2 separate regions of the Homo sapiens genome follow, and region 1 is linked to region 2. A link is a loop called in an ENCODE intact Hi-C map of the cell type or tissue named here. Cell type or tissue: B cell. All regions are shown on one strand. Links, peaks and the distances in the headings refer to the core of each region. The heading gives the core; the rest is flanking DNA.

Evidence for each region. A loop is a pair of places that touch in the nucleus more often than their neighbours do. Peaks named below come from ENCODE experiments on the same cell type or tissue, not always from the same donor. Only the 100,000 strongest peaks of a DNase experiment are listed, where the experiment ranks them.
Region 1: it touches region 2 in a loop (15-fold over the local background); 2 of 110 quality-filtered maps call a loop at or near these places.

The regions. Positions count from the first base shown.
Region 1 is chr22:20,204,367-20,208,736 of GRCh38, reverse strand. It overlaps LINC02891 (long intergenic non-protein coding RNA 2891), which reads left to right and starts at 3,819. Exons shown (of 4, transcript NR_038460.2): 1 at 3,819-4,084; 2 at 4,238-4,370. LINC00896 (long intergenic non-protein coding RNA 896) reads right to left here and starts at 2,405. Exons shown (of 1, transcript NR_026919.1): 1 at 200-2,405. It overlaps LOC105372862 (a long non-coding RNA gene), which reads left to right. Exons shown (of 3, transcript XR_938009.3): 2 at 674-764; 3 at 2,492-2,719. RefSeq lists enhancers at 310-840, 2,049-2,288. In B cell, for the core only: no CTCF peak of the experiment used is centred there; a DNase peak (open chromatin) is centred at 2,386; H3K4me3 peaks cover 1,463 bases; H3K27ac peaks cover 1,431 bases.
Region 2 is chr22:20,297,905-20,302,274 of GRCh38, reverse strand. It overlaps the pseudogene PRODHLP. Among named protein-coding and RNA genes, the nearest start is that of DGCR6L, 20 kb to the left of the region's middle. RefSeq lists silencers at 2,284-2,593, 2,664-2,803, 2,824-3,003, 3,044-3,313 and an enhancer at 3,767-4,268. In B cell, for the core only: no CTCF peak of the experiment used is centred there; DNase peaks (open chromatin) are centred at 2,654 and 3,164; H3K4me3 peaks cover 1,460 bases.

The sequences.
Region 1 (4,370 bases), core at 249-4,248, 94 kb after region 2:
CTTCTGCACACAGGGCCTCTTTGCCAGAGGCTGGGCTGGAGCTCGACCCCAGGGCCACCTGGCTCACCTCATCTGTCCCCATAGCCACCTTTCAGTCCCCACCATGGCCACCATCCCCTTGTCCCCCACCTCCGTCCCCACAGCCACCCTGCCCACGGAGTTGATCGCTTGATTAAGCGCAGCATTTCAGTGCCCAGGGAGAAAAATCAATTCGCTTGGTTCCACTTTAATCCATCAGTTCCATTTCTGATAAATGTCCCCGTGCTGGAGTCACCATGTAGCCGCAGTGCCCCGCAGAGATTAGCTGCTAGGTCAGGGCAGCCAGGGCGAGCATCTGGCGAGCTGGGGCAAGCCTGGACCCTCAACTTGCCGTGACTCCCCACCCCTCTTCCCAGCACTTTACATGGTGGTAAGTGTGGGTACAGAGGTCAGAGCCCAGCTCTGGCCCCACCTGCCAGGGCCTGGATGAGCCCAGCTCCCAAGCTGCGAGCTGGTGACATTGTGGGGCTGGGATTAAATGGGATCTGCGGCTGCCAGGCTGGGCTTCTCAGGAATGAGCTGGCACTGGAGGACGAGTGGATTAGACGCGAGGTCAATATTTGTGGAATTGAATTGAATCTGTCACTTGGGGCGTGTATGTTCCAGGTAATTTTGTGGTTTCTGCCTCTGGCAGGAAAACCCAACACGATGACTGCCCCTCGCAGGCCACAGTCAGCCCGGCCCCAGGAGAGAGACCCGTGGAGCCCTATGTCTCAGCAGGCAAGGTAGGGGGACGGGGCAGGGGCAGGGAGGTCCCCGAGTGCTGGCCAGGGGAGGAATCTGCAGTGGTTGCCGGCTAAGGAGGGTCTGCCCTGGCCCCTGGGGCATGGAGGCCCCACAGCCAGGCCCCACCCCCAGCTCCTGGGACCTGCTGGCCTTTTAGGAGACGGGGGAGGCTGGGCCTGACCTCTCTGCAGGTGGTGTCACTGCAGGGCCACACTGCACTGTGCTGGTTGTTGTCCAGGGTGGGCAGATAGAGGGATGTGGACGGTGGGAGCCAGGGGAAGGGCAGAAGGGGACACTGGGCCACCCTGGAGAAGCCAGGTCAGGGCTGGCCCAGCAGGATGGGGGCTCTCTGCCTCTATGGCCAGCATTCCCAGCTGAGTCCCCAACTCTGCAGCCAGGAAGCCCCGTAGTGTGAAGGATGGGGACATCGCGATGCCCTGGCCCTGAGCCCACCAGGTGGCCCCAGGGCCCCACCCTGCCTGGCTCTTCCTGCATGGGTCTGGGGTGATGGGGGCTCATCTGAGGCCCAGTGCTGCCCACCTCGAATCCCCAAATCCCAAATTGGATTAGTTGTGTTTAGAAAGCAGCAAAGCTGCTATATTTGAGCAAAGGCTCAGCAGATTACCCTGGGCCAAGAGGGTGTCTGCCTGTGTGAGGGGGATTTGAGGAGGAAAAACTGCACTAAACAAGTGTTCATTGAAAAGAAACTTGGGGGATCATCTGAGTCAGCCGGGCCCTCCACCTGCCCCATAACACCTTCTCCAGCATGGGCTCCTGCTGCTGCTGGGACAACCAAGCAGGAGTGGACGGGGTCAGGCCACAGGCCACTGGGCCCAAGGCCAGGAAGGGGCGCCCAGGACTGCCCATGGGAGAAGGGCGTGGTGCCGACACGAGGTCACCTGGAGTCCCTGGGACTGGCCCTCCACCTCGTGACTCAGTCGCCACCCGGTGGCCCTCTCAGAAGCCCAGGGCCCAGCATACAGGAAGCTCCATGAGTGCTCATCATCACACACACTCCAGAGGCTGAGAACATCTTGGAGGCCTGGGGCCTGCTGGCCAGACCCTGTCCTGGGCCCTGAACACAGGCTGGGCCTGGAAGGGACAGTGAGGGGGGCCAGAGCCCATGCCTGCTCAGTGCAGCAAGCCCAGGCACCTGGTGGGTGGGCCCTGCAGCCAGGGAGGCCCCTGCACCCCACCCTTCCCAGCCCTGCCCTGGGTACCGTGTGCCACATCTCAGAGCCCACCCATGGGGCCCTCCCAACTCCAGCCAGGAGGGAGGATAGAGAACTTTTATTTCAGAAGAGTGCAAATAAACAAATCCTTCCTTCCCCCACCATAAAGAGCCCGGCTGGCTTTAGGAGAGAAGGCAGAATTTTTAGCCTCTCCTTTCCTCAAGGCACAGCAGGCCGAGCCTGTGTCACTCATGGCCCCTTTTACAAGTAAAGAATCCAGCTCTGGGCAGTCAGGTCTGCCCAGTGGAGGTGTTTGCCCTGGGGGGCCGGCTCACCTATCCGTAGGACCTGGCTCCTAGGGGTCCAGCCAGTCCCTGGCCTCCTGTTGATACGGAAAGGAAGTGCTGAGAAGGGAAAAGCGTGGTCCCTTTAAATGATACAGAGGAGGGACGGGAAGTGCTCCGTAGAGAAGGGCGTGGTCCCTGCCTAGGGCTCCACCCCCACGAACCTAGGTGAGGACAGGCATTTCCTGCCCAAATGTTGCATTTCCCAAGACCACCCTGGCCTGCCATGCCTCCATCCTATGCCTATAAAAACCCAAGACCCTAGCAAGGCAGAGACAGAAGCCTCTGTGTGGGGAGAGGAACACACTGGTGGAAGAAGACAAGCTGCTGGACATCCCGAGAATGTTGCCTGACTCCAGGGGAAAACCATCTCCCCTCTGGCTCCCCCATCTGCTGAGAGCTACTTCCACTCAATAAAACCTTGCACTCATTCTCCAAGCCCACGTGTGATCCAATTTTTTGGTACACCAAGGCAAGAAACCCTGGGATACAGAAATTCCTCTGTCCTTGTTATAAGGCAGGGGTCTAATTGAGCTCACTCTCACCAGCCACCTACAGACCGCTAGACTAAAAGACCACCCGGTAACGCACTCCCACTGGGGTTTCAAGAGCTGTAAACATTCACCCCCAGACACTGCCATGGGGTCAGAGCCCCACAGCCTGCCCGTCTGTATGCTCCCCTAGAGGTGTGAGCGGTGGGGCACTGAAGAAGCGAGCCACTCCCCCGCTGCATGCCCTGCGCCCTGCGCGGGGTAACCAGGGAACCCTTCCTGTTTCACTGTTTCACTGGGTAGAGATCTCCCGGCTGGAGACAGAATGGTGGGGAGAGGCCAGATGTGCCCAGCAGGTAGGGGATTCTCCAGGGGGGAGGCTGAGGCTGTTAGGAAAGGAGGGGCTGAGGGGGCGCCACAGCCCTCCCCGCTCCGCACCACACCCCACGTTAAACCCCTGTCCTCCACTCCTCTCCTGGGGCTAAGGAGGCTGAGAGTAGAGCTCAGAGGCCCACGCCCAGCACACAGGAGGCAGTGGGGGCTGTGGACGGGGCCAACGAGCCATGGGGTTGCTGGGCTGAAGCACCGGTGATGGCAGGCGTGTGAGAGGGAAGTGGGGGTGAGCCAGCCCTGTGGGCCTCTAGGCCCAGCTTCTGGGTATCCTGGCCCCCTGGAATGACCCAGGGCAGGAGCCTCTGACACCCGCCCCAAATGCCTGTGACCCCGTCCTGAGTGGGGGTCCTCCTTCTGGCCGTGACCGCCCTGGAGTGGCTTCTCAGCATTTTGTGGTCAGCACTCTCAGCCCCTCTGCCTTGCACCGTGTCATTTTCAGCAGATCCTGAGCCAGAGAAGGCCATCAATTATTCAGCTCCTGCCTCTCAGCCTCCTCCGTTAGTACCTCTTAAAGCCGGGAAGATAAATCTCTCCGCTTGCTCCGTGGCGCCGACAGGAAGCAGGGCGGCACCAGGACCGTGACAGGCCCCGGCTGGGCCCCGGTTTCCCGAGCCAGCACAGGCGGCCTGCAAGGCTTCTCTGCTATTAAATCCATAATTCAGCGGCAACGCAGCTGGGGCCTGGCACACAGGGTCCCTGTGATGAGGAGGGGCTGCCCCTGCCGGAATGCACCAGAGGCTGCCACCAGGGAGAGAGTTACAAGGACCACTTCCGTGGACCTGGCAGGTCCTAGGGCCCCCTTTAAAATTGTGCCTGGGGAGAGTCCCTGGCGCTGCTCCGGAGGATCATGGAGCCCGACTCTACTCACAGGGGAGACCACACAGCTTCTGCGGGGCAAGACAGCTGAGGAGCATGTCAGGCAAGCGACGGGCATGGGGGGTGGGGGGGAGCACAGCGTGGTCTGCATGCCCTCAGCCACGCCCAGGGTGACCCTGGAGGCCTGCATGGAAGACCCTGGAAGCGTCCTTGGCCACCCCTGGTGGAAGAGACAGCTCCAGCCTCACCTTTCTAGGACAGTGCCATCTGCCACCAAGGCAGCTCCAGAGAGTGGGACAGCTGTGAGAGGCGGGACCTGTCCAGGCTCCCTGATGGGCACTCACAGCCCCCTTCACCCTCAGCGAGGCACTTGCCCCAATGAAAACTGA
Region 2 (4,370 bases), core at 231-4,230:
CAACCTCTGCCTCCCGGGTTCAAGCAATTCTGTCTCAGCCTCCCGAGTGGCTGGGATTACAGGCACCTGCCGCCATGCCTGGCTAATGTTTTGTATTTTATTAGAGACAGGATTTCACCCTGTTGCCCGGGCTGGTCTTGAACTCCTGAGTTCAGACAATCCACCAGCCTCACCTCCCAAAGTGCTGGAATTACAGGCATGAGCCACCACGCCCAACTGTGAGACCTCCTCTTTACAAAAATTAAAAAAAAAAAAACTTGGCCATGTGTGGCGGCATGCACCTGTAGACCCAGCTACTCAAGTGGCTGAGGTGGGAGGATGGCTTGAGCTCAGGAGGTCTAGGCTGCAGTGAGCTATGATCACACCACTGCACTCCAGCATGGGCAACAGAGCAAGACCCAGTCTCATTTGAAACAAACAAACAAAAACATAAACAGGCCTGGGACCCGCTGCCCCTGACGGAGGGCTGCTGGGGCCAGCATGGGGCTGTGCAGGGTCGGGTGTTTCTAACACGGAAGGACACTGGGCCTTAGTGACCTCTGGCTTCTCTACCCCTGGAGCCCTGCTCCCCCCATCTCTGGCCCCCAGAGGCTGTGTCAGGAAGGGATTCCCAGGCAGAAGATGCGGCACCAGCTCCCTGGGCACAGTGGCTCATGCCTGTAATCCCAGCACTTTGGGAGGCCAAGGTGAGCAGATCATGAGGTCAGGAGATTGAGACCATCCTGGCCAACATGATGAAACCCTGTCTCTACTGAAAATACAAAAATTAGCTGGGTGTGGTGGCGCGTGCCTGTAATCCCAGCCACTCGGGAGACTGAGGCAGGTGAATCGCTTGAACCAGGGAGGTGGAGGTCACAGTGAGCAGAGATCGCGCCACTGCACTCCAGCCTGGTGACAGAGCGAATTCCATAAAAAAAAAAAAAAAGAAAAGAAAAGGAAGGAAGGAAAAGAAAAGAAAAGAAAAAGAAAAAAAAGAAAAAAGAAACCTGACCTGGTGCCTTCCTAGCCCCCACTACATCCTGGCCACAAGGTGGGCATGGCTTCTGCATGGCTAGTCTCTGTCCCACTCAGCTGCCACCTAGAATGCCCGTCCTTGCCCTGTGGCTGGCCACTCCCTCCCCTGGCATTCCTGCCCTGCTGCCTCCTCCTCCTATTGCAGCACCACCAGCACTGGCTCCTCTTTTGGGATGCCCCTTAGATGTGGGCACTCCCCAAAGCCTCCACATCGCCGTCCCTCACCTTGCCAGTTCCTCTACCTGGGATGTCCCTTCTCGCCCTCCTGTCTCCTTGGCCGGGGCTCTCTATGGCCAAAACTTGACCTTAAGACATCCTTGTGTGCACAAGCACAGCAGTGCCCTCCCAGAGCCCTCCATCTGTCCAGTTCAGCTCCTTCTTCCTCCACCATCCTCCGCACTCCCGCCACCACGGGTCCTAGGCTGACCTTGGCGCTCCCCATGGGATTCGGGCCAACAGCATCTGACTCTGAGTTCGTGGATCCCTGCCCTCACCTCGCACCCGCCGAGGCCTCACCTAAGCTCAAGTGTGGCTCGGTGCTTCTCATCTCACACCGTCCCCCGCCTTCCCCCGCCTCCTGTTGAGGCCAGGGGTGCAGCCCCCGACCTCTGTACAGTCTCACCTGAGAAATCAACACCACCAGATACCCTGGCGCCAAAAAGCGGAACCTTGCAAACTCTTCCCAGGGTCACCTGGAGATAACCGTCATCTCTAGTACCCCTAGGCTGATGCGGCTAAAACAGTGTTCTGCTTGTTGCCCCCCACCACCGCCACCAAAAGCCCTGACACTTTTTAAAGTTACCATGGGTGAGTTCAAAGCTGGGCGTTTGAGGGGCTTCCCATTTTTCCCCAACAGTGTTCTCAGAGTGGCCGTGTCTGGGAAGCGGCTGGGTCCCGGGGATTGAACTCTGGGGTTCCAGGCTATGAGCCCTACACCAGGCTTCTCTTGTGTCAACATGAAGAATACTCCATTTTAAATTCCAAGTGATAACTCTGTATTCCCACAAGTGGTATATATCGTAAATATTAAAACGACCATTGTTTTTAGTTGGTAGACATCGAGAAGTAGGAAAATTCGCGATATCAGAAAGGGACTGCAGGAAACGCCTCCCTTCCTGGCTTCCCTTGCTCCAGGAGATGCTTGGGAGGCACCCGTTTCACGCCAGGAAACTCCGTAAAGGCTCCCGGGACGGGCAGAAGCCCCGCGCCCCGGCTGCACCCCGCGCACCTGCTCGTGGCGCGCCAGCAGCGCGGGCCAGGCGCAGAAGCGCAGCACCAGCAGGCTGCGCGCCAGCTCCCAGGTTCGCCAGCTGCAGTACGCCTCCTACGCGTTGCCGAAGTCCACGGCGGGCACCAGCGGCCGCACTGCCCTGGCCGACCCACGTCCTGGCACGGCCCCTGGGCCCGCGGCGGGCTGCTCGCTGGCGGCCGGCGCCGTGGACAGCGGCGCGAAGCGGGGAATGTAGGGGCGCAGCGCGGGCAAGACGCGCCGCAGAGCCATGGCGGGACGCCGGTACCCGCCCGGGCCGCTTAAGTATGCGCTATTGGTCCCGCCCCGCCCCTCCCCGCCCCGCATGCCCCCTAGCCGCGCTCTCTCCTTAGAAGTCCCACGCTCCGAGCCGCGCCCACTCCTCGGGAGACACCGCCCCATCCCAGGGGCCCCGCCCCTCCCTAGCATCTGCACCCGCTCCTCTTGAGGCCCCGCCCCGCCCGCCGTAGGGCCCACGCCTTCTCCACGTGAGTCCCTCGCCCCGCGCTCCAAGCAGCTCCCTTTCCTCAGCAGACGCCGGTCCACCCTACGACCCCAGCTCTCACCTCTGGAGAACCCATCCCGAAGTCCCAACCCCACCCCTGAGGCCCCGCCCCAACCCGAGGCCCGGCCGGCTCCGGTGGTCATACTCCAGAACACCAGCGCTTCTTCCTCAAGGGTTCTGGCACGCCCCAGGACCCACCGCCCCTTCTCCTCTTGAGGCCGCGCCCCGCGCTCCCAGCCGCGCCCGCTCCTCGAGAGGACCCGACCCGCCTTCCCAGCCGCGCCCGCTCCTCGGGAGGACCGGCTCCGCGCCCCCATTCCGTGGGAAGCCCTGCCTCACACTCCCAGTCTCGCCCTCTCCTCGGAAGGCCCCGCCCCGCGCTCCCAGCCGCGCCCTCTCCTCGGGAGGTTCCGCCCCGCGCGCTGCAGACCTCTGTGCGTCCACAGCAGGCCCCGCCCACCGGGCCGTGGCCACACCCCCGCGAGAGACCCGGTCCCCGGGGCTACCCGCCCTGAGCTCCGCCTTCCTCACAGGAGACCCGCCCCATTGGGAGCGGGACCCCTGACCAGGCTTGCGGTCTCCCCACCACACCGGGTTTCCCAGGTCCCCAGGCCAGCCAGGTGGGTCCGGAGCCCGCCGATCAGCGCAGCCGCACACCTGGGTTCCTCCCTGGTCCTTGAGCCGCGTGGACCCACAGCTGAGGCCGGATCGGCTGAGAATCCAGCCCTCAAAGTGGGTCCGCTTCTCCTCTGGTCTAAATGGGCGTATGGGAAGCCGTCCTCTCCCTCCCACCCCTCAGGCCTCTTAGGGGCTTGCCCCGCGCTCCTCTCCTGTCCTCCCAGTCCCACCGCCCACCCAAGGGCAAATGCGGACCACTAGGCCCCCTCGGAACCTGTGCAGCCCTGTGGTTCTTCCCTTCCCTTGCCACCCAACAAGAGTCCGCTGGCCACACCGCCTCCCCTGCAGGCCCGGCCTCAGTGCCGCCCGCCCGTGGGCCACCTCTAGAGCACCTACCCTCTCGCGGCCCCTTTGCCTCAATGCCCCTCCCAGATGTCACTTTCTTGGTGGAACCGCCCCTGGCGGCCTGCCGTAGTGCACCCCTCCCCATCACTCACCGCTGGGCCCCTCGTCACCTCACGATATTCCTGCACCCCACAGACGCTGGGTCTGGCTCCAGCCTCCTCCCACCTCACCCACCTGCTTCTCCCTGTGCACCTTGCACCTGCTGGAAAGAGCAGGAGGTACCTTGCACTCCCTGACCTGTTCTGCAATGTTGAAATTTGAGGCTGAATAATTTCCTTGTGGGAGCTGCCCTGTGCATTGCAGGTTGTGTATCAGCATCCCTGGCCTCCAGGAACCAGAGGCCTGTAGTACACACACACACAGACATACACAGTCGGGACAGCCGTAAATGTCTCCAGACATTGCCAGGTGCCCCTGGGGGACACCATCACCACCACTCGAGAGAGAGAGAGGCTTCCTGATGAATGGAGCAACAGTTTTTCTGCTCCTCTTCCTCCTGCCGGCACCACAGAGCAAAGGGGAGAGACAAAAGGAGTGGATGAATCCAGGCTCATTTTGCTGGAGAGAGGCTAGCCTCGG